Linked DNA regions of Homo sapiens: region 1 is linked to region 2. Evidence: read pairs that join two places in POLR2A ChIA-PET (ENCODE). Cell type or tissue: GM12878. All regions are shown on one strand. Region 1 overlaps CYSTM1 (cysteine rich transmembrane module containing 1). Region 2 overlaps ANKHD1-EIF4EBP3 (ANKHD1-EIF4EBP3 readthrough).

What was found. ChIA-PET counts read pairs that join two places held together with the same protein. Peaks named below come from ENCODE experiments on the same cell type or tissue, not always from the same donor. Only the 100,000 strongest peaks of a DNase experiment are listed, where the experiment ranks them.
Region 1: POLR2A ChIA-PET joins it to region 2 with 7 read pairs; 2 of 35 experiments call an interaction of 5 or more read pairs at or near these places.

The regions. Positions count from the first base shown.
Region 1 is chr5:140,217,427-140,222,426 of GRCh38, reverse strand. All of the region lies in intron 2 of CYSTM1 (cysteine rich transmembrane module containing 1), which reads right to left. Among named protein-coding and RNA genes, the nearest start is that of CYSTM1, 45 kb to the right of the region's middle. In GM12878, no CTCF peak of the experiment used is centred here; DNase peaks (open chromatin) are centred at 658 and 2,286; H3K27ac peaks cover 778 bases.
Region 2 is chr5:140,531,734-140,536,733 of GRCh38, reverse strand. It overlaps ANKHD1-EIF4EBP3 (ANKHD1-EIF4EBP3 readthrough), which reads right to left. Exons shown (of 36, transcript NM_020690.6): 30 at 1,196-1,372. ANKHD1 (ankyrin repeat and KH domain containing 1) reads right to left here. Exons shown (of 34, transcript NM_017747.3): 30 at 1,196-1,372. Among named protein-coding and RNA genes, the nearest start is that of EIF4EBP3, 13 kb to the left of the region's middle. RefSeq lists an enhancer at 3,115-3,174. In GM12878, no CTCF peak of the experiment used is centred here; a DNase peak (open chromatin) is centred at 2,723; H3K4me3 peaks cover 1,472 bases; H3K27ac peaks cover 1,988 bases.

The DNA of each region.
Region 1 (5,000 bases), 310 kb after region 2:
ATACAGATGGACACTGGCTCAAGGAAGCCAATTATCACCCAAGTGTGTCCTTAGCTGGTATGGGGAAAAACCGGTCCTGTGCCAAGGCATTTCAGAAATATACTTTCCTAGGAAGTTACACATATGTAATTCCAATAATTCTAAATGTTGTATAAGAATTGGATGAAACAAAAGCAGATTACAAAAACTGGAAGACATGGGGGATAATACCATGCTTGCACAAAGCTGCCATGAGGGGAAGACAAGTGGCTTCAACAGTCTTAGTCATCAGCAGGCTCATGGTTTCAAGTCCTAAGAGCCAGGTCTGGGGACAAGGCCAAAAGCCCAGCTCAACTAGGGTCAGGAAAGAGAAGGGTCAAAGTCATTAAGAGCCCACGCCACTAGAGCAAGCTGGCGGTAGTAAGGCGCACTGCCTAGTCCAGTGCCCACCAATAAGTGACAAGGGTGCCTCCACAATCATAAGGAAGTGGCCAGCTGAAATGTGGTCAATGAAAGGGGATATATCGGGGATATATCAAACTGGAATTATAAAATGTTGTGAAAGCCTATCAAATATCAAAATGAAGTCTGATATTATGAGTGTCCAGTGATAGTTATGCTGGAGTCTAAAATTAGATGGTGAGTAAAGCTGACTTTTGCTCAGCAGAGAACGGTGATTCATCAGAAACTGATCTTCAAAGACATCCTGCTCCTTGTGCTTTAAACCCTTACCCAAATGAATTGAAAGTAGGGACTTGAACAGATATTTGTACACCCATGTTTGCAGCAGCAGTATTTAGAAACATAGTCAAAAGGTGGAAGCAACCCAAGTGTCAATGGATAAACGAAATGTGGTATAAATATGCAATGAATATTATTCAGTCTAAAAAAGGAAGGAAATCCTGACACACGCTACAGCATGGATGAATCTTGAGGACATTGTGCTAAGTGAAATAAGCCAGTCCAGAAGGACAAATACTATATGATTCCACTTATATGAGGTACTCAGTGTAGTCAAATTCATAGACATGGAAAGTAGAATGGTGGTTGCTAGGGGCTGGAGGTAGGAGAAAATGGTGAGTTGTTGTTCAACAGGGACACAGTTTCAGTTTGGGAAGATGAAAAGAGTTTTGGAGATGAGTGGTGGTGACGGTTTCACAACAATGTGAATGTACTTAATGCCAATGAATTGTACATTAAAAATGGTTAAAATGGCAAATTTTATGAGAATTTTATCACATACATAAAAACCTGCATTATTTTTTTCTTTTCTCAAGAGACAGGGTCTTGCTGTGTCACCCAGTCTGGAGTGCAGTGGTGCAATCATAGCTCACGGTAACCTCGAACTCCTAGACTGAAGTGATCCTTCTGCTTCAGCCTCCTAAATAGCTAAGAAACTTGCATTCTTTAATCCTCTGTTTATACATGAGAATTCCAGGACACTTCAACACTTGGGGAAAAAGACACCAGAGCTGAGCTTCACAGCAGGCAAAACTCTGTACGTTGGTGGCTCAGGATGTTCTGTCCCAGCAGCAGCTTCAGTTCTCTTTGGTTTGGTAGCATGAATCAATCCTGCAGGCCCCTGGAGCCAGCCTGGACTCCAGCCAGCCAGAGACACCTCATGGTCACAAAACAGTAAGTCCACTCTGCCTGCCTGTGTGCCCACCTGCCCTCCTGCTTGAAGACTCTTCTAGACTGCTCCAACTATATCTCACATCCAGCAAATGTGCTGAAGGAGAAAGAAGCTGCTGTTGCTGACACTTAGCTCAGTCTCCTTCCCACCTCACATGCTCACTTTGCATTTTCCTGACACAGCCAACCCTGCAGAGGAGTCCAGAAACAAGAGACATCATCCCTGACTCAGGCAGCTCACAGACCACTTGAAAAGAAGACAAAGACCCATCTCAGGAAGCTCACAGCCACATGCCAAACTGGGCAAGACCAATTATAAACACAATTGGAACAAAATCATGACAGATCCTTTCAATGAGTTAAGGTGAGAGGAATGTTAATCTTATTACCGCCCTCTCCTCATTTCTCTCTTCTTGCACTGCTAGAAGAAAATTCAATAAACGATGGCTAGTGAGTGGCTCACCAAGAAATGGGCATCATCTTAGATGGGCCCTGGCTGCCACAGCCAGCCCTAATAGCCCTGGCTTCTGACTGATAGGGCCACCATGGCCTGACAGTCCCTTGCCCTCAGGATGGAACCGTGGTTAGGGTGATTAATGCATGAACTGTTATTTCATACCCTGCTGAGCAGCAAGAATGATGCTTGAAACCAGGGAAGCATAGAAATAAAGCAAGGAGAGAAAAGGTAAGAGTGAAACAGAGATAGGAAATGACTTAGAAACCAAAAACCCCCAATGTCAGTGGCCCTTGAATATAAGACAACTACTGCCATGATTTTAGAAGGCTAAACAGAAATCAGGGAAATGATTTCCTCCTGGTTTTCAGGCACTGGGTTACAGAAAAAAAAAAGAGAGAAGTTACTTTGAGTGGAGCTGGCTCTTTGGAACTTGCCCAAATGGGCAGAGATCACCAAGGAGGTAGCTGTTGGGTTTTTCCAATTAGTGTCCAGGCACAGGCAGGCACAGACTACTCTGTTATCGTCAATGTTAGCCTGATTCACATTGAGTGCTGGCCCAGGAGTCTCATTCAAATAGTACTTGCTGCATTTTCTAAGAAGGTAAACACTGCCATATCATTTTTAATGAACATAAAACGTGTTTTATCTTAGGTATACAGACCATAACTGGCTTCAAAAGGTACCAGATTCCTGTGTTACTGATTAACAGCTCCAGGAGATATATTTATGCAAAGCACCGCAGGTTGTTTTCTTTTTCTACTGCCAGGCTTAATTTTATGACAGTAAAAACAGTAGTGTTTTCTCCTGAACGCACCTCAGTTTAGAGGCTGGTACACAGTGAGTTCCAAGGTCAGGGATGGGACAGGATGACCATTCTCAATGAATGTGGTGAGAAGGTGATTCGGGGGCAACCCTCACTTGTAAGGACTGTCTCCCACCCCTCCCCTCTACTACCTGCAGCACACTGCCCACGATTTCAGAGAAACAAAGGCCATTCCTTGTAGATTTGCAAAGAACTGTGCAGGGTGCCTGGGCTATGCCAAATTATCCACCGCAATTCCTGCTGTTTCGTAACACTGTTTTGTAACACAAGCTGACATCCACCTAGAATCAAGGGCAAATGGTCCTGAAAATCCCCACTTTACCCACTGAGATGTGATTATTTGGCAAATGTGAGGCTAGAGACTTCACCAGCAGAGAAAAGGAGACAGAAGTGGTGGCCTGGCTTGTACGACTGTAACTAGGACTCTGGCCCTGGAAGACAGGGCCAGAGTTTAGGGAAACAACTCCCTTCCATGGTGAACTCTATCAGGCTTGGCCAGCTTGTCACTGAAGCCAGATTTAAAAAGTCTCCACAATCATGACCAGCCTCTTGCCATGAAAACTGTAAGGTGGAAAACTAAGTAAGGTTGGCCTTGTAGATGGAGCAGGTATGTAGGGACCCTCCAAAAATATGCTGGGAGGGCCAGAGGGCATCTGATTTCACCCCATCCGGTAGAGTTCAGCTGCCAAAGCGGTGATTTTATTTACAGCACTACCAATTTGGAGAACTAAGAGATAGAGCAGAAGGACTCTCAGCAAACTCCAAAAGCCCCGTATATAGCACACTTGACTTAGGGTACCACCCTCCTGGATAGTATGTTTGCAATGCTGCTGTCATCATCTGTCCATATCACAGCACAAGCAGACCAAATCCCTTGGGCCTGGCAGCCCACCAAGGAACATAGGGCAAAAGCAAAGAAAGGCAGTGCTACAGTTGGGACACCCTAGGGTCCAACCTCAGTGCCACTTTGAGGGTGTGACAGCCTCTTCCAGCTTTAGTTTCCTTACCTGTAAAATAGGGATGAGATTAGTACCTATTCCCTTATTGGGTTCTTCAAGAACTTGATGAGTTAATCCACATAGGCCAGTGCCTAGTATACAGCGGGTATTCTGTATACTCTAGCTGCTACTATTGCTCCCAAGACAGAGACCTGAAGGACAGAAGGCAGGGCTTCCCAATCGCTAAGACACCTGGAAGCAACATGGGCATTGCATAGAACTGGTACACCCTACAGACAGTTGCATTTTACACAATGAACTGGAGTCTTTTTGAAAAATGAACAAGAGACATGGAAATGGGAAAAAAAAGAGATGTCTGTTTATCTAAGGTACTGCCTTAGTCCAACTCCCTGTGGATGCTAGGCTCTAAAGTGATAATCCAGGAGGGCCAGGGGTACTGCCTCCTAATGATATTCACAACCACAGCCATCCTTATTACCACACCGACCATATCGGCTAGCTGGAGCGGGCTATCACCAAGAACCTTTCTACCAACTCTCACAGTCACCACTTTTCTCCCATGATTGAACAGGGAAATGGAAATGGTCCTATTTAGCAATTCCTTTTGACCTCCAAGATAAACTCTGGGGACCCTCAGCTCCTAATTTTATCTGGATGAAAATGTTGAGGACTGCAATGCCACTTATCACTGTATGCTCACAGCCTACCACAGGGCACTCAGTAGGCCTGGCACACTAAATGAATGAGTGGATGGACAAATAACCTGTCTTGTACTCCTTACCTCAGTTGGAAAAGCCTGTCTTATTAAGAAACTGCAGATATGGGCTTAGCTGGTGACACTCTGAAGCAACTGCAAAGCACTGATAAGGAAAAATATGAGACCCAACTGCTCTCAAGTTCTTAAGAAAGGGAGTCACTCCACTTCTGTCAGGTCAACCCCTTCAGAAGAGATCTTGGCGTACTCTGAATTTTCTAGAAAGGGGCTGAGGGTAGTCCTTGATATCAGGGCCATCACTTTATTCCAAAGGGAATAATCTGCCTGGAGAAGATCTTGGAAGAGAATCAAGCAAGCAGAGGGAGCTTAGGGTCCTGAGTCCAGCTAGGCCAGGGAGAGTGGGCCTAGTAGCCACAGGATACACCTTTTTCACAG
Region 2 (5,000 bases):
AAATTAACTAAAATGTGGCAATATTTGCACAGTACCTAGCATATTTTCTAGAAAACATCTGGTGACCCTCTATACTTGTTAGTCTTTTCTTTTTTCCCTTTCTACAGCCCTTTTTGTTTCTATAAGGAAATAAGGTCAAATGTTAGCAAAGCATTGTACGATTTTGATTCACAGCTTTGTTTCTTAATGGAACTCTTGGGTGATTTGGGTAATTTTCCTTGTCAAAAAAGCCAATACTCACTGACTACCTCATGATGCTCATTAAAATAAAATAAAAATCCAATTCCGTTCAATTCCACATACTTCATCTGTTCTAAACATTGAAATAAATAGAACAAAGGGGTCAGGCAGGTGGCTCACGCCTGTAATCCCAGCACTTTGGGAGGCTGAGGCAGGTGGACCACCCAAGGTTAGGAGTTTGAGACCAGCCTGGCCAACATGGTGAAACCCTGTCTCTACTAAACATATAAAAATTAGCCAGGCGTGGTGGCAGGCACCTGTAATCCCAGCTGCTCGGAAGGCTGAGGCAGGAGAATCGCTTGAGCCTGGGAGGCAGAAGGTGGAGTGAACCAAGATCGTGCCACTGCACTCCAGCCAGGGCAACAGAGCGAGACACTCTATCTCAATCAATCAATCAATCAATCAATAGAACAAAGGAATATTTTAACTTATAAAAGGCAATAGTTTCATAAAATGTAAAAATACATGAGAAATCACACCAAACTGACCATATACAAAAATTCAACTTCTTTCCAGATTTAAGAAATAATTTTACAACACTGCTTCCAAAGGGTCCTTTTGTAAAACTACTTGCGGTACTTTTTTTTTTTTTTTTTTTTTTAATAGAGACAGGGTCTTGCTGTTGCCCAGGCTGGTCTCCAACTGCTGGGCTCAAGCGATCCTCTTGCCTAGGCCTCCCAAAGTGCTGGGATTACAGGTGTCAGCCACTGCACCCAGCCTAGTACCTCTTTTCTTGATCCAAGTTCTACTGTAAAACATTTTTGGCTTGAAAGAATAATTCTCAAGTTTTCTATGCTAAAAATGACTGACAATTTTTTCACATGACCACAGAACAAACCTTGGGCATCTGTATACCACTTAGTTTACTAAAGTTACAACATGGTGTTGTAACTGAAATAAATGATTTAATAACTTATTCAAAACTCTTTGGGAAGAGTTCCTCCAGGATTCCTACATGAGTTTGAGGCGCTTGTCCAAGGATGGGGAGAAAAATGTTGTCTGTTGAAACTAGGAGTCCCAACAGGAGCTGGCCCTTGCAGGAAAACCCTTGTTCCTGGTATGCCGGAAAAACTTGCCAGAGGAGCAGAAGAGGAAGATGGGGAGCTGCCTGATGGGTCAATGGATGGTAACCCTGAAATAAAACAGGTCCAAGACATCCAATTAGCTAAAACTTTAAAATTGAAAGCCCAAGAAGACTTCCACCAAAGTGAGATAAGCTGTAAAAATAACCAAACAAATAAATAAAAGATAGCATGTGGCTCATTTTCATAGACCACAGCAAAAACAATCCATCTATGTGATACTGTATGGCCAAATCCATTTTTTCCTTACAGTCCAGAAGAATATCGCCAAACAGCACTAGATACAGGAAAATGGGCTCAATGTTTAAGAGTGTCAGTCACCTGGAGTAATGTTCTAGATGAATCTCAAAGCTTTTAACTGGAGGGGATATGAAATGGGAGTATGCTGTAACTAAGTAGCACCCAACAATAACTCCTGCATTCCCTTTTGTAGTCAAAGTACAGCTTTTCATCTGTATAACTATAGTCATTTTCTATAGAAGATAAGTAACAAAATCTACCAATGTTTCCTTCCTCACAAAGAGGAAAAGCCTACTACTGAGGATAATTTCAGTATTCTATCTGATAGAAAATATCAACAGTTGCAAACTATTATCAAAGTTTCTATCTAGTTTGTATAAATCTGAACTTAGCCATCTTCTCAAATTCCATTGCTTTCTCTGGAAAATGTATTAGGAAAAGAGGATGAAGGTCTGGAAAAGGATTATGGTTTATTATTTCAGGAAAAAGTAGTTAATATCAACATCGACTGTCAAAATTTCTTTTAAGCAGGTCTTATTTTCAGACTTTGATTTCCCCATCATTTAAAAAAAATGACTTCGAGATGTAATTCACATACCATATAATTCACCCATTTAAAGTATATAATTCATTGGATTTTAGTATACTCACAGGATTGTGCAACCATCACCACAATCAATGTTAGAACATTTTTGTCTCCCTTAAAAGAAACTCCATACTCATTACCTGTCATTCACTGGGTCCTCACCCTCATATTTCCATTTCTTTTTTTTTTTTTTTGAGACGGAGTCTTGCTCTGTCACCCAGGCTGGAGTGCAGTGGCACGATCTCAGCTCACTGCAAGCTCCGCCTCCCGGGTTCATGCCATTCTTCTGCCTCAGCCTCCCAAGTAGCTGGGACTACAGGCATCTGCCATCACGCCCGGCTAATTTTTTGTATTTTTAGTAGAAACGGGGTTTCCCCATGTTGGCCAGGATGGTCTCGATCTCCTGACCTCATGATCCACCCGCCTCGGCCTCCCAAAGTGCTGGGGTTACAGGTGTGAGCCACGGCACCCAGCCTCATATTTCCATTTCTAAGCAATCACTAATCTTTCTGTCTCTATAGATTTGCCTACTCTGGACATGTGGGTAACTTAATGCATTTCCTACTTATTTCAGACTTTCATTATTGTGGTAGGCAACAGTAGGCAATTTATTACTGTGCTTTCCTGACAAAAAAAATTAAATTTTCTAGTGCTAACCAAAGTAGATGTTAGCAAAACCTAGAGGTAGTGAGAATACTGAATGTGGCTTTAAAAAGTCTGTAAGTAGGAAATGAATCATTTCTTTCTTTTTTTATTGAAATGAATCATTTCTATAATAACTTCTTGTTTTTTTTTTTTTTTTTTTTTTTTGAGACAGGGTCTTGCTCTCTCACTCAGGCTAGAGTGCAGCAGTGGTGTGATCATGGCTCACTGCAGCCTCGACCTCTGGGCTCAAGCAATCCTCCTGCCTAGCCCCGCTGAGTAGCTGGGACTACAAGCGTGTACCACCACACTGAGCTAATTTATTTTTATTTATTTATTTTTCTTGAGAGGGTGTCTCGCTCTGTTGCCGAGGCTGGAGTCCAGTGGCGCGATCTCGGCTCACTGCAAGCTCCGCCTCCCGGGTTCACGCCATTCTCCTGCCTCAGCCTCCCAAGTAGCTGCGACCACAGGTGCCTGCGACCACGCCTGGCTAATTTTTTTATATTTTTAGTAGAGATGGGGTTTCACCGTGTTAACCAGGATGGTCTCGATCTCCTGACCTCGTGATCTGCCCGCCTCGGCCTCCCAAAGTGCTGGGATTACAGGCGTGAGCCACCGTGCCCGGTCCCACACTGAGCTAACTTTGAAATTTATTTTTTATCAAGACAGGGTCCCACTATGCTGCCTAGGGTGGTCTCGAACTCCTGGGTTCAAGTGATCCTCCTGACTTGGCCTTCCAAAGTACTCAAATTACAGGTGTGAGCCACCACACCTGGCCACTGTCAATATTTTTACAGTGAAATCTGTCAGTCTTTTGTAAAGATCATGATAGCTTTTTTTTTTTTTGGAGACAGAGTCTTGCTCTATTACCCAGGCTGAGTATAGTGGCACAATCTCAGCTCACTGAAACCTCTGCCTCCCAGGTTCAAGCGATTCACCTGCCTCAGCCTACTGAGTAGCTGGGATTACAGGCACCCACCACCATGCCTGGCTAAATTCGGTATGTTTGGTAGAGACGGGGGTTTCCCCATGTTGGCCAGGCTGGTCTTGAACTCCTGACTTCAAGTGATCCACCCAACTCAGCCTCCCAGCACAGGCGTGAGCCACCATGCCCAGCTAATCATGATAGCTTTTAAAGATCATGATGTGCATTTTGGGGACCTAAATGTAGATGCCACATAAATGTACTTTTTAATAGCTTTACTGAGATTTAATTCACAAACCATACAATTTACTCATTTAAAGTTATACTATTCAGTAGCTTTTTGTATATTCACAGAATTGTGCATTCATGACCACATCAATTTTAGAACATTTCTGTTATCCTAAAAAGAAACTCTGAAGCTGGGCATGGTGGCTCACACCCGCAATCCTATCTCTTTGGGATGCCAAGGTAGAATAATTGCTTGAAGCCCAGGAGGTTGAGGCTGCAGTGAGCCATGATCACGCCACTACACTCCAGCCTGGGCAACAGAGTGAGGCCCTGTCTCAAGAAAAAAAAGAAAAAGAAATTCTGCACCCCTAAGCTATCACCCACCCTCCAATCACCCCTTCATCCTAGGTAACCACTAATCTACTTTCTGTCTCTATGGATTTGCTAATCTGGATGTTTCACATAAATGGAATCATAAAATAAATATCTGGTCTTTTGTGACTGGCTTCTTTCATTTAGTAAAATGTTTTCAAAGTTCATCCATGTTATAGCATGAATCAGTACTTCTTTTTTTTTTTTTTTTTTAAGACAGAGTCTCGCTCTGTCACCAGGCTGGAGTGCAGTGGCGCGATCTCAGCTCACTGCAACCTCCACCTCCTGTGTTCAAGTGATTCCCCTGCCTCGGCCTCCTGAGTAGCTGGGACTACAGGAGTGCACCACCACACCCAGCTAATGTTTTGTATTTTAGTAGAGACAGGGTTTTACCATGTTGGCCAGGCTGGTCTCGAACTTCTGATCTCATGATCCAACCACCTCGGCCTCCCAAAGTGCTGGGATTATAGGCGTGAGCCACCGCGCCTGGCCCTTTATTTCTTTTTATACCAAATACAAAATATTACATTCTATAGATATACCACATTTTGTTTATCTGCTTGTCAGTTAATGAACGTTCGGTTGTTTCTACATTTTGGCTATTATGAATAATGTTGCTATGAACATTGGTGTGCCAGTTTTTCTATAGACATATATCTTCCCTAGGAGTAGAATAATGGGATCA